Regions from separate parts of the Homo sapiens genome. Here region 1 is linked to region 2. Evidence: read pairs that join two places in POLR2A ChIA-PET (ENCODE). Cell type or tissue: OCI-LY7. All regions are shown on one strand. Links, peaks and the distances in the headings refer to the core of each region. The heading gives the core; the rest is flanking DNA.

Region 1 (2,907 bases), core at 244-2,743, 200 kb after region 2:
AAGAGATCAAGACCATTTTGGCCAACATGGTGAAACCCCATCTCTACTAAAAATACAAAAAATTGGCTGGGTGTGGTGGCTTGCACTTGTAATCCTAGCTACTTGGGCAGCTAACGCAAGAGAATCGCTTGAACCCAGGAGGCAGAGGTTGCAGTGAGCCGAGATCACGCCATTGCACTCCAGCCTGGGTGACAGAGTGAGACTCCGTCTCAAAAAAAAACAAAAACAAAACAAGGAGAAATAGTCCTTGTAAAGAAGGAAATTATAAGAAGGCAATAGACTGAAATGAACAAACAACAGGATGAACAAAAAAGGAAGCTGACTATTAATTCCTGAGCTTTCAACCCCTTACTGGGGCCAGGTGCAGTGGCTTACTCCCTTAATCCCTGGGCTTTGGGAGGCCCAGATGGGCAGATAGCTTGAGCCCAGGAGTTTGAGACCAGCCTGGGCAACAGGGTGAAATCCCATCTCTATTAATAAAGAAAAAAAAAAAAAAAAAGCGGGGGCGGAGGGAGGGGAGGGGAGAAAGGAAAGAAGATCCTTATTGGAAAGAGCAAAAGGCAGAACTGATGCTCCTGAAAATGAAATCAGCAACAAATGTACAAATTCCGGAATGTCTCCTAGAATAACGAGGAAAACCGAGTGTGGTAGGTTATGCCTATAATCCCAGCACTTTGGGAGGCCAAGGAGGTTGGATAGCTTGAGCCCAGGAGTTGGAGAACAGCCTGGCCAACATGATGAAACCCCATCTCTACAAAAAATACAAAAATTAGCTGGGTGTGGTGGTGCGTGCCTGTAGTCCCAGCTACTCTGGAGGCGAAGGTAGGAGAATCACCTGAGCCCCGGGAGGTCAAGGCCACAGTGAGCCTTGATCGAGTTTTGCCACTGTACTCCAGCCTAAGCAACAGTGAGACCCTGTCTCAAAAAATAAATAAATAAATAAATAAATAAATAAACAAGCAAATAAATAATAGTAGAGATAGAAGATAAAATGGAAGGCCGAAAGTAGAATATCAACACTGATAACATAACAAGGAAATATGAATATTTGTCAGATTCCTAAGGCAAAAACAACAGCCCAGGAGTGTGGATAAAAATAACCCTATATAGGCCGGGCGCGGTGGCTCACGCCTGTAATCCCAGCACTTTGGGAGGCCGAGGGGGGGCGGATCAGGAGGTCAGGAGATCGAGACCATCCTGGCTAACACGGTGAAACCCTGTCTCTACTATAAAAAAAATACAAAAAAATTAGCCGGGCGTGGTGGCAGGCGCCTGTAGTCCCAGCTACGCGGGAGGCTGAGGCAGGAGAATGGCGTGAACCCAAGAGGCAGAGCTGGCAGTGAGCCGAGATCGTGCCACCGCACTCCAGCCTGGGGGACAGAGCGAGACTCCATCTCAAAAAAAAAAAAAAAAAAATAGCTCTATATAATCCGTGTAAAATCAAATTTTTAGTTACTTGAAAGTAAAATATTTGAAATGCTCTCTAAAAATGAGGAATATTAATAAAACAAAGATGATGGCTATGATTAGTATTATTAACAAAGCTTAGAAAGCTTTTATTAAGGCCGGGCGCAGTGGCTCACACCTGTAATCCCAACACTTTGGGAGGCCGGGGCAGGCGGATCACGAGGTCAGGAGATTGAGAACATCCTGGCTAACACAGTAAAACCCCGTCGCTACTAAAAATACAAAAAAATTAGCCAGGCGTGGTGGCGGGCACCTGTAGTCCTAGCTACTCAGGAGGCTGAGGCGGGAGAATGGCGTGAACCCGGGAGGTGGAGCTTGCAGTGAGCTGAGATCGTGCCACTGCACTCCAGCCTGGGCAACAGAGCAAAACTCTGTCTAAAAGAAAAAAAAAGAAAAGAAAAAAGAAACCTCTTATTAATGCATGGCTGGGCGTGGTGGCTCACACCTGTGATCCCAGCACTTTGGGAGACCGAGGCAGGCGGATCACCTAAGGTTGGGAGTTCAAGACCAGGCTGACCAACATGGAGAAACCCCATCTCTACTAAAAATACAAAATTAGCTGGGTGTGGTGGATGTCTGCAGTCCCAGCTACTACGGAGGCTGAGGCAGGAGAATTGCTGGAACCTGGGAGGTGGAGGTTGTGGTAAGCCGAGATCGCGCCATTGCACTCCAGCCTGAGCAACAAGAGCGAAACTCCGTCTAAAAAAAAAAAAAAAAAAGAGCTCTTATTAATGCAATAAAAAAGCTAAATGAATATTTGAGCTGGGCGCAGTGGCTCATGCCTGTAATCCCAGCACTTTGGTAGGCCGAGGCAGGTGGATCACGAGGTCAGGAGTTCGAGACCAGCCTGGCCAATATGGGGAAACCCCCATCTCTACAAAAAATACAAAAAATTAGCCAGGCGTGGTGGCGTGAACCTGTAGTCCCAGCTACTCTGGAGGCTGAGGCAGAAGAACCCCTTGAACCCAGGAGACAGAGGTTGCAGCTAGCTGAGATCGCGTCATTGCACTCCAGCCTGGGCGACAGAACGAAACTCCGTCTCAAAAAAAAAAAAAAAAAAAAAAAAAAACAGGCTGGCGCGGTGCCTCACGCCTGTAATCCCAGCACTTTGGTAGGCCGAGGCAGGCGGATCACAAGGTCAGGAGAGCGAGACCATCCTGGCTAACACGGTGAAACCCCGTCTCTTCCAAAAATACAAAAAATTAGCCTGGCGTGGTGGCGGGCGCCTGTAGTCCCAGCTACTCTGGAGGCTGAGGCAGGAGAATGGCATGAACCCGGGAGGCCCAGCTTGCGGTGAGCTGAGACCGCGCCATTGCACTCCAGCCTGGGCGACAGAGCGAGACTCTATCTCAAAAAAAAAAAAAAAAAAAGTTCAGGCGCGGTGGCTCACGCCTGTGATCCCAGCACTTTGGGAGGCCGAGGCGGGCAGATCACGAGGTC
Region 2 (2,907 bases), core at 90-2,589:
CACAGGTGTGAGCCACAGCACCTGGCCTTAAAGGCATTTTCCTATTCTTTACCTTCTTTTTCACTTGAACCTAAATATCCGAAGGACCTAGCAAGGTATATCTATTTTTTATTTAAATGAATGATTTCTTCCAGAAAGATCTGGCTGAAGGGAAGAGAGTGCAAAGAAACCATAAGCCTTTCAAGAGCAGGATACTGGTGAGAGAAAATAGATATAAAAAATATATCTATTTTTAATTTAAATGAATGATTTCTTCCAGAAAGGTCTGGCTGAAGAAAGGGAAGAGAGTGCAAAGAAACCATAATCCTGTCAAGAGCAGGATAGTGGTGAGGTAAGAGAAGAATCACAGAAAAGGGCTTGGGACCTGCCAGCGTTCTATCACTCTGTGCATATGTGGTCTTCACTATGTCACCTGGCACCCTCATGAAATAATCGGCTCATTGAACATGAGTTTAAAAACACATGATCTTTTAAAAGAGCAGTTCATCTCTATAGAATTCGGTGATTCTAAATACTAAAGCTCATTAGCCAGTTGTAAAAATTCAATTAATAGCTCATTTATGTGACAGTGTTTTGGAAGCCTCTATCACTTCCTTTCTGGTTTTCTCTTACATGCAACAATGCCAAGGTTACCAGATACATGACTCTCCTCGAGAAGTGAATTAGAACTGAATTAAGATTTTTTTTTTAAGAGAGAGAATCTTGCTCTGTCATCCAGGCTGGAGTGCAACAGCACATTGCACAGGGTAGGAAACAGGACCAGAGATGCAAAGTGACTTGTGGAGGTCACACAGTGAATTAGGGCCACAAGTGGGGCCAAGGAGCAGCCTGTCTCTGGCCAATGTCCTAGTTCCCCCCGGGTAAGTCCCCTGCCCTCATCACCTGTGCCCCTCCCCCCATATGCCACTGCAACTGGGAACCTGCTGGGAGCTGGAGGAAGGATGGGCAGAGGGGCCACCTGGCAGGCGCCCTGGCAGCCAGGGTCATCTGTCTTCTCAGGAGATGTCAGGACCTGGGCAGTCTCCTTCCTCTTTGGTCCTGGGGCCTGGTGGTGGCCCTTGGGCAGACCTACAGAGGCCTGGCTCATAGGTAAGGGGCTGCCGCACCTGCGCCCTCCTCAGCACACACTCTGTGCACTCTGTCTGAGCCAGACCCTGGGCCGGATGCGAGGTTCAAAGAATAAGGCCATTCCCCCACCTCCAGGGGCTCCGCTCAGACGGGCAGGAACCCTCCTACAGGACAGAGAATGTGGAGAGGCCGGGAAGTGCGCCACCGGGAGCCTGGGCAGGAAACGGAGGGGCGCTGCGGGGGAAGAGCGCTGGCATCCAGCCATCCATCCCAGAGAAGCTGCCTGCTGGCTGGCAGGGGCGCGAAACAGGAAACAGCCGTGGTCTCCTGCCCTGTCCGCCGGGTGCCGTTTTCCACCCTGGCCACAAGGCGGCGGGCTGCCGCTGCAGGAGCTCGAGTGAAAGCGGCACAGTCCTAAGGAAGCCAAACCAGGACGACCCGGACAGTCTGGGTGGACCCCCTGCTGCTGCCAAGTGCTTAGAAGCCTTACCTCGTTTAGGGCTCACAACCCTAATCCTTAGGTATTGTGCTTACACCAGAGGACGCTGGGCCTGGGGGAGCGTCCTCGCGTGTAAGTTAAGTGGCTGTCAGCAACTGGCAGGTGACCCAGCAGAGTCCAGTTGCCCTTTCCCTAGTCTCGAAACCTGAGCTCTGCATTGTAACGAGTCGAGCGGAGGGAACATCCAGCAGCGGGCCTACGGAGGCGTGTCTCTTCGTTTGGGCATCCCGGACTCAGTCCTGGCACATGGTGGGCATCAGTGTTCATGGTAATGACATCAGGCACAGCGAAAGAAATCAGAGGCTCCCAAGGTTCAGCGGTCATCTGTCCATCCCCTCCCTTTGGGCTAAAGAACAAACCGAGACCCTGAGAGAGGAAGGGAACTGCCCCTAGATCATCACACAGCTGGTGGCAGATGAAAGAACGGTTCTGAGCATCTCTTTTTCCCACTCGGGCTGCCCCTCCTTGAAAAGTTCCTAAAGTTCAAAATGTCAGGGTCGCCCAGAGTGTTCTGAGGATGTAAGCGTGTTTTTAAAACGTGCTTTATTTTCGATTTCCCTGATTAACACAACCGGATTCTGAAGAGAGAAAAAAAACAACCTCACCATAACCGGACGCCTTTCTGAAACAAACCCATCAATGTTGGAAGCACCCAAACAAACCCATCTGAAATGTTGGAAGCACCCTCAAAGGGAAGCAGACGCCTGAGTTTCACATCCACCCTCTCATCTGACCCCAGGCTCCTGGGAGACTGGCAAGGCTGTTGAGCCGGCGGCAAGCCCGCAATCCCCCGTTCCGTGCCCAGATGCGCTTCGGAATACAGAACAGCTGGGACTTGGAAAGAGACTATGGGGCACACACCTGCTGTAGGTCACATAACCTCCCAGCAGGGCTTGGGGCAGCAGCCGGTCATCGAGCTCATTTGCATTTCTGCAGCAAAACATGAATATTCACACAAGTTTGACAAATAAAGACCATCAACAGCCTCACATCAGTTCAAGCGCAATTTTGCCACCAATTGGATTACGAAAAACTTCTGGGCTTCCAGGCAGCTTTGGAGCTTGGGAATCGCAGATGAGGGACTAGGGGCTTGCACCGCTCCCGTTTCGCGGTTGGGGAGAGGGAGCTCATTCCAAGTCTTCAGACAGAGGTGGGCATCGTGCCCGACGCTGAGCGGAGCAGGTCTCCTCGCGCCCCGGCTCCGTGCGGGCGCGGTCCCCAGCGCGCCACCCCTGTTCCCCGCTCTCCTCCCGCGGCGGGCCGTGCACATCCTGGATGGCCTCGTAGACGGTCTCTGAGTCGCTGCGCGCCAGGGGCCGCGGGCACATCCAGGAACCCGC

Evidence for each region. Peaks named below come from ENCODE experiments on the same cell type or tissue, not always from the same donor. Only the 100,000 strongest peaks of a DNase experiment are listed, where the experiment ranks them.
Region 1: POLR2A ChIA-PET joins it to region 2 with 5 read pairs; 2 of 35 experiments call an interaction of 5 or more read pairs at or near these places.

What each region holds. Positions count from the first base shown.
Region 1 is chr17:68,001,880-68,004,786 of GRCh38, reverse strand. No RefSeq gene overlaps it. Among named protein-coding and RNA genes, the nearest start is that of C17orf58, 6.9 kb to the right of the region's middle. In OCI-LY7, for the core only: no CTCF peak of the experiment used is centred there; no DNase peak of the experiment used is centred there.
Region 2 is chr17:68,199,489-68,202,395 of GRCh38, reverse strand. It overlaps the pseudogene ARHGAP27P2. Among named protein-coding and RNA genes, the nearest start is that of AMZ2, 47 kb to the left of the region's middle. RefSeq lists an enhancer at 1,282-2,098 and silencers at 2,755-2,834, 2,845-2,907. In OCI-LY7, for the core only: CTCF peaks have their summits at 1,232 and 1,431 (motif pointing right); DNase peaks (open chromatin) are centred at 1,145, 1,445, 2,214, 2,468 and 1 weaker place; H3K4me3 peaks cover 2,080 bases; H3K27ac peaks cover 2,230 bases.